Linked DNA regions of Homo sapiens: region 2 is linked to region 1. The links are chromatin loops, found by intact Hi-C in ENCODE. Cell type or tissue: heart right ventricle. All regions are shown on one strand. Links, peaks and the distances in the headings refer to the core of each region. The heading gives the core; the rest is flanking DNA.

Region 1 (5,372 bases), core at 220-5,219:
ATAGCTTATAATTTTATTTAAATAAAATTGCTGCTATAAAAAGTGCTTCCCAAAGCTAAGGAAAATATACAAATATTTTAATTAAGGCAAATTCGTTTTAAAAAATAAGCCTTTCAGTAGTGATTGCTTTGTAAACAAAGGATGGGTCGGAGGAGAGAGAGCCTTAAACTCAAGTCTGACATTCAGGCCCAAGTCACCCTATAAACCGGCCCTTAGCAATTCTATTTTCTATTCGAAAAGAGAAACCAGCTGTGGGTTGGCTTTACTAGGTGATGTGTGATTGACTGACTCACCTGCTGGAGTAGCAATGCATTCTCACCTTTTGCTGATGGGGCCTTGTTTCTAAACACGTGGATGCGCAGAGAGCAAGGCTCAGCCTACTGCAGCCATCTCTGGCAGCGCTTCTACCCCTCCCCAGCCCATAGATGGGATTGTTTAAATCTCCCTTGTTGACCTAGTGGCAATTCTTCCTCTACCTAAATAGTCGATGTGAGTGAAATCATTCTCTTTTGATAGGTGGTTGCTAGCAGTTAACAACCATTTATTTACTTTAACAATTAATAATAAACTTTATAAACTGTCTATTTGCTCCTCCTCTCCAGTACATGCCCGGGTGAGTTGGTTATTTTCAGCCTTTATTCCTGAGGAGGCTCAGGATGGGTGGGGGAGGGAAAGAAAGGGGAGGAGGTGTGGTGGGGAGAGGGAGAGAGGCGAGAGGGAGAGACAGAGAGAAAGAGAGAGGCGCTAGGGGAGGGAGGTTTACAAGTGAAGAGTAGTTAGGGAATATGGTGACTCTGAAGAATCGAGATCAGCAGTGTCCAGGAATTAGAAAAAATAAACTGCTATTTCCGTGAGTTCCCCCTCTGTGAGCCATTTAGGTGAGAGCCTCGCTCTTCGCAGTTCCTTTCTTCCCCTGCCTCGATGCCCTCCCCTCTTAATGCTATTTTAGCTTTTCCTCTTGTAAATTTCAGAGCCAGCTCGAAGGTTATTGAGGACACTTATCCGAAAGAGGCAAATAATAGAGGTGCTGAGAGTGTTTTTGATGTTTCCTAAAAGGCAAAAACAAAACGCCCTCCTCTAAACAAGGGCACAAAATTGTACCTGGTTTTTATTTTTATTTGGTGGTGGGGGGGTGGGGGGGTGGGGGGGGGGTGGAAAGGGGGCTGGCTCTGGCTGAATGAGACTACTTTTTAATATGATTTAAATTTTTTTTTCAAAAAATTAAAAATATTTTACCCTATCATATTTAATCAGCTGTAATTATAACACATTCAAAATGAATAATATGCCTTGACAGTATTTTTATTGTTATTGTTCATTGCATGATGTTCGACTGCTTTAGAAGCACAGGAAAGAGAAGTAAACGCGCTACAAATGGGGAATTACCCTCGTTTAGCATTAAAATTCATTTAGATAAAATTGCCACAAACATTTAAATGGGAAGATTAGTTCCCCCTCACGCCTTATTGCACTCGCTCAATGGTTCCGTTAAGAACATTTTACACGTTGGAAATTCCGTCTTCTCAGACGGCTTGCTGTTTCCTAGTTACCCACATTCAAAGCAAAGGCAGCAGCAAAGGCAGCCGCAGCAGCAGCAGCAGGGAAAAAAAAAAAGTTTTGGCAACTGGTCTGCAATTCATCCGCTGCTCGCCCCAGTCTCCCCTCCGCCCGCTGCAGTCTGCCCCCACCCCTTCCCCTTCCCCACCCCTACCTCTTTCCCCTCATTATGTAATTCGCAGAGTCCAGTCCTCGAGGAAACACGTTGCCTAGTTGTGTAGTATTTATATACAATGTTAAAATACAAAGAAAGACCCTAAAGTCAGTCGAGTCGGTTCCTCTCTGGGTCTCCCTCTCCCTCTCCTGTTCTAAAATGAAGATTTAGCTTGAATGTGCTGAGTTTCTCACATCCCGTACCCTGAGGCCACAAGGCACGTTTTTTGGCTTTCATTTCTGCCAGGACTTTTCCAGGAAATTCACCACTGCTTTTCGCTTGTATTAGAAACGTGTGAAAGAATTCGTCTGAAAAGTCCATGCACCGTCTAGCTTTTCTCTCCCCCCTTTTTTTCTTCTCCTTCTCCTCCTCCTCCTTCTCTCTCTCTGTCTCTCTCTCTCTCTCCGCCCCCCACTCTCGCACTCCCCCATCCTCCTCTCTCCCCCTCCCTTCGCAGAGCCACAGGAAAAGAGGAAAGTCGGCTTCGACTGCCATCTTTTGGGGATTTCGAAAAACGACTCGGTAGGAAACGGAGGGAGGCGGAGGCGCGGGAGTGGGGGAAACCCCCTTATTATCCAGTGTCGGAACTGGCTCCCTTAATCTGATGCTTAAATATTTGATGTGGAAAAATTACCCATAAAATTAGTTACTAACAATTTCAAATTGAAATCACTTATCGAATTATAAACGCATTAAAGCTGTATGGATGGTATTAGGAGTTCCTCGGGAGGCAGCGGGTGTCTCCTTGAAGTGAGCCAGGCGGGCGAGTTTCGCCCCGGGGAAAAGAGCCCCCAGCCGAGCCCGGGGGCAAGGCCGGGAGGGCGGCGCTGCAACCTGGGCGCAGGGTCCGGGTCAGGGGGATCGAGCGGGCGGCCGGGTCCTGGTGGAGGCTGCGGCTGCTTCGGCTCGCGGGGGCGGGGAGAAGGGGAGGGGAAGGAGCCTTGGTGGGAGGCTCCGACCCCGGAGCAGAGGCGCCTACCAGCAAACTTCGTAGTGAAGTCGAAGGATTCTGAAAAGGAAAAACGCAAGCCCTGCCCTCCCCCTCCCTCTCGCGTCTCCCACGCGGCGTGCAGACTTCGCGCTCGACTTTGCGATCGGGGTTAGTTGCTGTGTGCAGTGTCCCCCAAGTCTGCGGGAGGAGCGGAAGGGTATAGGCTCCAGTCCTGGGGTTGGGCCCGGCTCCGTGCCCCGAGAGGAAATCCAGCGGGCAACTGCGCAGAGCTCCAGCCAGGACGTGCTACCCCTGAGTCCCTCGATGCGCTGGGTCCCGGCCTAGGCCCCAGTGCGTGGGCGGGCAGGTCTTTGCCCAGAGACCACAGCTCTGGTCGCGGGGGGTGGCGGGGGTGGGGGGGCTGCACGGGCGCCTGCCTTACCCTCCTGCCCTCACCCCCATCTGAGTCTAGTCTAAGGGACTGTTGACTTTGTCTCTGGAGATGGGGCGACCAGGGGTCTGCGAAGGAGGTTGTGGAGAGGCACCTCCTGGGTGCAGGTCCGGGCGCTCTTTCCTCGGAACCTCACGGAGTGCTTTGTAGTAGCCTGGAGACTTCCTAATAGACTTTGCCACATCGGGGGCCCCAGACTCCAGAGTCCCATAGTGGCCCTGGGAGCGCGACCCAGAGAGCCTGGGGGCTGGAGGGCACATGGAACGCGTGCACGGCCCACTAGGAGGGCGTTGGGAGGAGAGTGCCCGAGTCTGGAGCCGCAGCCGGGAAGCCGTAGACAGCACCCCGACGCCTTAGGCAGAAGCTCCTCAGGATCACTTTAAAAGCTCTGCAAACTTTCCCCAGCCTTTCGGATACCCTCAGGCCCTTGGCCCACCGGAAGGCAGTAAAAACGTAACTTCATGCTGCAAAGCTCCCGGGTAGGCGCTTGGACGCCGATGGAGAGAGGCGTGGAACTGGGTAGTGGGGCGCCCTGCCTGGCTGGGCACTTTTCCTTGTCTCATTCTCGTCTCCCATGCCATGCCTTACCCACTGGCTGCTAGCGGCGCGTTTCACTTAAGGTGGCCACGGTGCGGAGACTACAGGAGCCTGGGAATCCCAGGGTTTGGGGAAAAAGTAGTGAGCGAGAAAGGTGGGGTCGGGGACCTGAGGAAGACAGCTGATGGCTGGGAGAGGGAGGGCTCCCTTTTCGGCCCGCTCTACCCGCCAAGGAGTCTGAAACATTCTCTCCCTAGGCGGAGCTGAAAGGAAAAACAAACAACGTATTGAGCAATCAGTTCGCCAACATTTGAGCTTTAAAGCGCCTTTGCTCTGAAAATAGTACCCTGGGGGTCTCAGTGGGGAGATGGGGGAAGCATTTTTAGGGCCTTGATTCTGGCTTGCCGCGCCCCACGGGTCACCCCTCCGCGCGCTGCCTCCTGACATCCCGGCGCTCTCAGCCCACTGAGGGGAAACCCGGGCGGTGCAGCCCTGGAGAAAAGGGATTTAGTTTTAAGCCAGTCTCCCATCGATCGGGTCGGTAATTTCTACCCCTGCCCACTCGCAGACACACTCACCTCTACCCTAAAGCATTAAGGTCATTACGCGAGCAATGATCTTAATTTCCAGGCGGAAAACGAGTCCCGGGACCTCGCCGATTGGGGAAGCAGTGAATAAAGTCACCTGCTTCAGGCACCCGCTTGGCCCGCTCCTCCCGGTGGGGGCCGTGTGTGGCAGGGAGCGCCGAGCGGGGGTCCCTAGCTCCACGCCGAGGCGGACCGGGCAGGGGTCAGAAACCCTGTGTCTGTTTTCTGCGGGGTGACGACCTCCTGTAAGGGTGGGATTGCTTTTGCTTGCTTTCCTTCTCCCCTCCCTCTGCCTTTCTTCCTAGGCCTCCCTCACATCTCAGTACTCTTTCTTCCTCCTCCCCTCCCCCAAAGTGGCAAGTTCCCCTTCTCCACCTAGTGTCCAGAGGTTCTGCCCCTCTCCTAGTCCCCCGCTGCCTCAGGGCCGTCGCAGAAGTCTGGTAGCCCGACGCCTTTTTGCGCCCATCTACCTCGCCCACCTTTCTGGGCATGGGTGGGGTGGGGAATGTTCAGTGAGGCCCTTTTGAAGCCGCTTGCTGAGGGCACCCTGAGGCTTTAAAGAACCAGATTTCTCGATTTAGGGACGATCTCTGCGCCCATTGATAACTCCATCCCAAAGAAACCCAGCACAGCAGCAAACACCCCCAGCAGTCGCCTGCTCCTCAGCCCCCGCCTTGGCACAGAGCAGCGTCTGGCACTGCGGGGAGATGGAGGCGAGCCACGCGCACCCGTTCCCTTACTGGCCGACCCGCGAGGCGCCAGCTTGTTCTGGAGACTCAGTTTCCACTGGACAAAAGCAGGGGAAACACAACGCAAGGGCTGTGCAAATCCACGTTCCCGACGCCCCTCCACCCCATCCCAATCTGATTTTTGAGACGTGCATTTTCAGGTAGTCCTAAACTGTGAACAGCGAGCTTTGTGTGTTATCTAGTGGGGGTGGGGATGAAAGGGGAGGAGACTCCCACTGCCCGTTCCAGTCTTTAATGTTTGAAATAACGAAATGCCTTGTGTAGCAGCTGCTGCTTGAGCCAAAACTAACTCTTTGGAAGACGGAAAAGAGTGAAAGGCAAAGAAAGACTGTTCATTTTTTTTCTTTTGGTGCCGTTTGGGATGTCATCTGTTTCCTTGGCGACTGTGTTCAGCCCCCGGAGCCCC
Region 2 (5,372 bases), core at 167-5,166, 1.3 Mb after region 1:
GGGCCTTTCAGGGTTTTCTTGGATTTCTGTTTTAATTTTGTCAAAGAAGACCAAAGAGCCCTGGAAATTTTACCCTCTGCCTCCCATTAACCACACATATTTATCCAGAGCTGCAGGAGGAGCCGTTCTATTCATTTTGCCCTTTGGGTCAATTGATGGATATGGTCACCCAAGGTCTTAGATTAAAGCATCGTGTCAGATCATCCAAACTGTCCAGCACTTGGAGCAGCTGCAATAAGCTACTTTTTAGAGTGTCAATAATTTAAAGGGGAAAAATGTTTTTCAGAGAGATTCCATTGCTTCAGAATCATAAATGGAATTATACCATGTTTCAACCTGACAGCCCCACATGTCAGCAGGAGAGAACAGCTAAAACTTTTGTCAACATCCAAATCCATTATTTTATTATTAAGCTACATGGATTTGCACCTCACCAAGGGATATCTATTCCCAATTCCATTTGTTCTAGGCTGTATTAGTAACCAAGTTAGCACATTCAGAAAGAAAGAGAGAAAGACAAAGAGACCGAGACAGAGAGAGTGAGGAAGGAAGGAAGGAAGGAAGGAAGGAAGGAAGGAAGGAAGGAAAGAAGGAAGGAAGGGAGGGAGGGAGGAAGGGAGGGAGGGAGGGAGGGAGGGAGGGAGGGAGGAGGGAAAGAAAGAGGGGAGAGAGATTTATTACAAGAATTCTTGTAGGGTGGGGTGTCTCTCCAAATTCAAAGCCAAAAATATGCAGCCAGACTTGAGAAATGGCTGAATGACTGAAACTACGGGAAGGAAAATAATTAGAAACCCAGGAAACAATTTTTCTGCTGCATTCTCTCTCCCTCCCTCCCTCTCTTTCCCTCCCTCTCTCCCTTTCTTTCTCTCTCTTCCTTTCTCTTTCTTGCCTTTCTCCCTTTCTCTCTCCTCTCTCCCTTTTCTCTCTCTCCTGTCTCCTTCTCTCCCTTTCTCTCTCCTTTCCTCTCTCCCCCCACCTCTTCCTCTCCTCCACCTCCCCATTCTCCCACCTCTCTTCCTCTATCTCTATGACAGCACATGGCTCAGTCTGTTCCAAGTGTCCACACATGGTCCCATCAGACATGGGTTGGAGAGTGGGGTCACAGTCATGTGCCCAAACACGGCCATTACTCTCACAGATTGAGAAGTTCTGGCCATCGAACTGAGCAGACTTCTGAAAAGATACTGACCACATTAACAATTTCAAGCTATTGGAGGATGAGGACATAGTATATAAATTAGAAATTACTCTACAACTAAGGGTATCTTACCCATATCTAGACCATGGCAATTAGGAATTTATTCAATGTATTACACATTGAAACATTATAATGGTGACTACAAGTTGCATTTAACATATGAATATATCCCAGAATCAGCCTTATAAGAAGGAGCAGGTAATATTTGTGTGGAGATATTTGAGGGAGCCCATGAACGGGAAAGGATTGTCCTGAACAAATAAGAAGGGCTAGAGGGGAGTGAAAGTGCGAAGAAACCACTATAAAAGGAGGTAACCGTCATAGTCTGAAAAGTAAGCTACTTTATTTTAAAATCCTTCTGGGAAACTACCATGCTATTATGTGTCAAAAAGCCGTAAGTAATCATAGCCTGCAGATTTATCTCAATATTTCTCCAAAAAGGAAATAATGTATGGTATGAAGATATTCATTGTAGTATTTTATGATAATGAAAAATCCTAAACATTCTGAGTACCCAAGGATAAGGATACAGATTAGCAAATTATGGTATATCCACTTAGAAGATTGTACATTCACTGAAAATGATCATTATAAAAATTAGGTGGCAAGTTGGAGAAAATGCCCATCAAAAAATACTAACCTAAAAAAAAGCAAGTTATGAAATTATATGAATGTTAACATTAAATGTATATTAAATATGTTTCTGTGGAACAAATAAGAAATCCTTATAATTGAAAATATTTGTATGACAGTCTCTATTTTAGCGACTTTGTATGGCAGTACCATAGTATTTAGAAAATTATTTTCTAATTTACAAGCAGTGAGCCCTGCTGGTTCCTCATCTTCAGCCTTCAGTCTTCACCTAGCATACGTCTTTTGCTCAGAAATGTAACTTCCAGTAACAAGCTGAAATTCCTGCTTCCCAGGAAAACCCACTGAAACCCAAACTCTCAGGGCAACATCTCCTCCTCCACTACAAGCCGTCTGCCTCTATGTCCATCCTACCTGAGGACAACTTGGACCGTTCAGAAACCAAAATGGATGGATTCCTGGAAGCTCCAACCCAACTAAGAAAGAAGCCAGACACCCCCAGCAGCAGATGGTTTAGTCTTACAGTTTTTATTTATTTTCTCTACACACCAGGAGAGGTTAGCTGATCAACTGGTGAGGAAGAGGGGGTGGGGGCTGGCCTTCTCTGCTTAAGAAAATGTCTGTTTGGCAGTGTGGCATTCACACGGGCGAAATGTCACATCTTTTATGCCACCGGTCCAGGGGAAGCCCTGCCAGGGGAGTTTTTATCAGTGTAATTAACACAAAGGCCCCCTTCTGTCTTAAAAACACAAGCCTTGGGGACACCGTAAGATGAACTGGCCATTGTTTCTGCACAGCACAAAAACTCCTTCCCCACTCCCACCCCTCCATCCCATTTATGGGGTTTCATTAAGGCCCACGGGTGTCCCTAACTTATTTATTTAGGAAACACTGTTATTGTCTTAATGTAAACAGAACTCAAGATCAGTTGACAGTTGGAATGGTCCAGCAAAAAGGTTTTCAAAGGCGCCTCCTTGGAAAGGGGTCTCTCCATTCAGCCCCCAGTTCCTGTATCATACTGCCAGCACTGTTCACAAAATAAACAAATGTTTGTTTTACAACATGGCAAAGGGGGCTCCCATTCAACGCTGGCCAGATATGAAAACAAACTTTCACATATAAGGGCTTTTGATACACATGACTTACTTGGATGACAAGGGGCTCGGCTGGGGAGTGCTTAAAGCTTATTAATATTGCACAAAAGACTTTTGTTTATCATTTCGCCGGACTGCCTGGGAATCACAAGACTCAAGCCGCCACCCGGCTGGTGTCCTCGCATTTCAGCAGCCGTAACGTGTGGAGATTGCGAAAGCACTGCTGGTTTGAAGCCAAAAACAACCTCTCCACAGACCCAGGTGAAAGAACTCCAAACTGCCGGCCTCTGAGAACCAGACTTGGAATTTATTAAGAGTAAAGGGCCAAGAGCTCCCCCTACGGGTAGAAAAAAAAATGGATGCCTTGAACCTGCCTGTTTGCAAGGGGGTAACTTCCAGAAAACGTGGAACCCACAGCCTGACATTTCTTCTAGGGACATTTCTTCTTCTATTCAAAAAGCCTGGGTCTCTGGAGAACAACTTTTCCTTTTTCTAGTTGACCAGCTCTATTCCCAGAACGTCTAACGAGACATTAGCACTCTAAAACACTCATGATCAAAAATCAGTCCTTTAAAAAATAATAATAATAATCAGTTATTTAGGCACTGGTTTGTTAAACTGGGAAGGGAATAGAGTAAATCAGATACGATCTCTGCCCTCTAGACTTACTCTGTCCAATACAGGAGTCACCAGCCACGAGTGGCTATTGGCCACTTAAAATGTGGCTAGTCCAAATTGGGATATTCTGTAAAAAAAAAAAAAAAAAAAAAAAAAAAAATGTATAAAATATCTCATTGATTTTTCACATTGACCACATGTTGAAATGATAGTATTTGGGATAAATTGGGGTAAATTAAATATATTAAAGTCAATTTCACCTTTTTTAATGTGGCTGCTAGAAAATTTTAAATTATGCATCATACACATTAGATCATATTTCTACTGGACAGTGCTGTCTAGACAGTTATATAATTATTAAGGCTTGTAAAAAATAGTGAAATCTTTAGCCCATGATATTAGTGATTTGTGCCAGCTGAGTTGATTTTTTTCTTAAGTACATTTATTCAATTCATTTACCAGAATCTCCTGAAAAAAGGGGAAAGTTAAAAAAAAAAAAATACACACACACTATGGCAGGCTTCCCTGCAAATTTTAGTTTGTTTTATTTAAATCTCAGCAAAATGGAAGTAAAGACTAGGGTTTGGGTTAAGGTCACATATGTTGAAAAAAAAAAAAAAGGTTTCAAAAGGAAATATGTATTTTATCTTTACAAACCCCTTCCTTCTGGCTATACTCTTTGTGTATTTAACTACAAGTAATTCCAAGAGGAAAAAATTCCTTCTACCAGAACCATCTTGCAAATTTGTTTTCAGGTCATTAGACAGAAGACATTTACTTTTTCCCTCCTCTCACAACTTCACCTACCTACTCAATCCCGGTTTTTAAGCAAATTTGGGATATGTAAGATAAATAGGATTATGTGAGTAATATGTGGCCCTAAATATAGTCAGACCACCAACTTACCATAGCATTTAGACAACCCACTGAAAACTCACTAATGGTGGCAACGTTGCCATCCTAATTTCTGAATTCAGTTTAAATTGCACCAGCAGCTGCCTTTGATAAACATACTCAGATCTGGCCCACGACCACCAAACCCACCCACCCATAAGAGGAAGACCAGCAGAGAATTTTCCTCTTCCCTGGGTCTGCTGTCTCAGATCTGTCCTGCTTATTTTGGTCCCAGGAATGTGCCAAGATACCACTGAAAGATTAACTACCTCTTTGAAGGGACAGCAATTCAAGGATTATAGGAATCTTTCTGAAATTTCTCCCTGAAATTTAGCCTTAAAATTATGTCAAAAGTGGGTATAACTCTACAAGGCCCAAAGGCAAATGTCAAGAGGGTGCTCCTATAATATAAAGACACAGTGAGCCAACAAGTGCCTGGTGCCCTCTAGGCCTCTTCCAGTACAGGGTATTGTTAAGCCAAAGGTGGATTAGATTAGCCCAGCAAATTGCAACGTTCATCTTTGAGATTACAGATGAAATTGCTAGAGGAAAAAAAAAACTCAAGCAAACAAGGATTTTGGTCACAAGTTGGAACAAATATGGGCTCCTGCTGAATAGCTACACAGAGAAAAATTTGGAGTAGTACCCAAGACCCTCATCATTCTCCCCACAGACAGAAATGATGGCTCTGGGAAAGAGAGGCTGCAATCCCACCACATGAACTGTAGATCTGGGCTACGGTATTTGGAGGGCACTGGAGTGGGACAGGATATTCACCGAAGATATTTACTAGTATGATTTTCCATCTGGCCTTATTATTCTGGCATGGCTGCCAGCACCTTATAATCCCAGCATTGTATTCGCAAGCAATTCCTCTGCTCATTAGCAGAAGCTGAGTCCAACTCTGCTCTTGTAGGGGCTTGTGAATCAGCATAGACCAACAGACAGCGTTTCCAGGAGCTAGCTGCAAAGAAACA

The links. Hi-C counts contacts between places; a loop is a spot of excess contacts. Peaks named below come from ENCODE experiments on the same cell type or tissue, not always from the same donor. Only the 100,000 strongest peaks of a DNase experiment are listed, where the experiment ranks them.
Region 2: it touches region 1 in a loop (7-fold over the local background); 50 of 110 quality-filtered maps call a loop at or near these places.

Annotation. Positions count from the first base shown.
Region 1 is chr2:66,573,288-66,578,659 of GRCh38, forward strand. It overlaps MEIS1 (Meis homeobox 1), which reads left to right. Exons shown (of 13, transcript NM_002398.3): 13 at 1-582. LINC01798 (long intergenic non-protein coding RNA 1798) reads left to right here and starts at 743. Exons shown (of 6, transcript NR_110156.1): 1 at 743-878. RefSeq lists enhancers at 1,977-2,432, 4,947-5,372. In heart right ventricle, for the core only: a CTCF peak has its summit at 2,241 (motif pointing left); a DNase peak (open chromatin) is centred at 2,216; H3K4me3 peaks cover 3,228 bases; H3K27ac peaks cover 1,071 bases; H3K27me3 peaks cover 2,907 bases.
Region 2 is chr2:67,843,424-67,848,795 of GRCh38, forward strand. No RefSeq gene overlaps it. Among named protein-coding and RNA genes, the nearest start is that of LINC01812, 21 kb to the left of the region's middle. In heart right ventricle, for the core only: CTCF peaks have their summits at 3,229 (motif pointing left) and 3,438; a DNase peak (open chromatin) is centred at 3,108; H3K4me3 peaks cover 412 bases.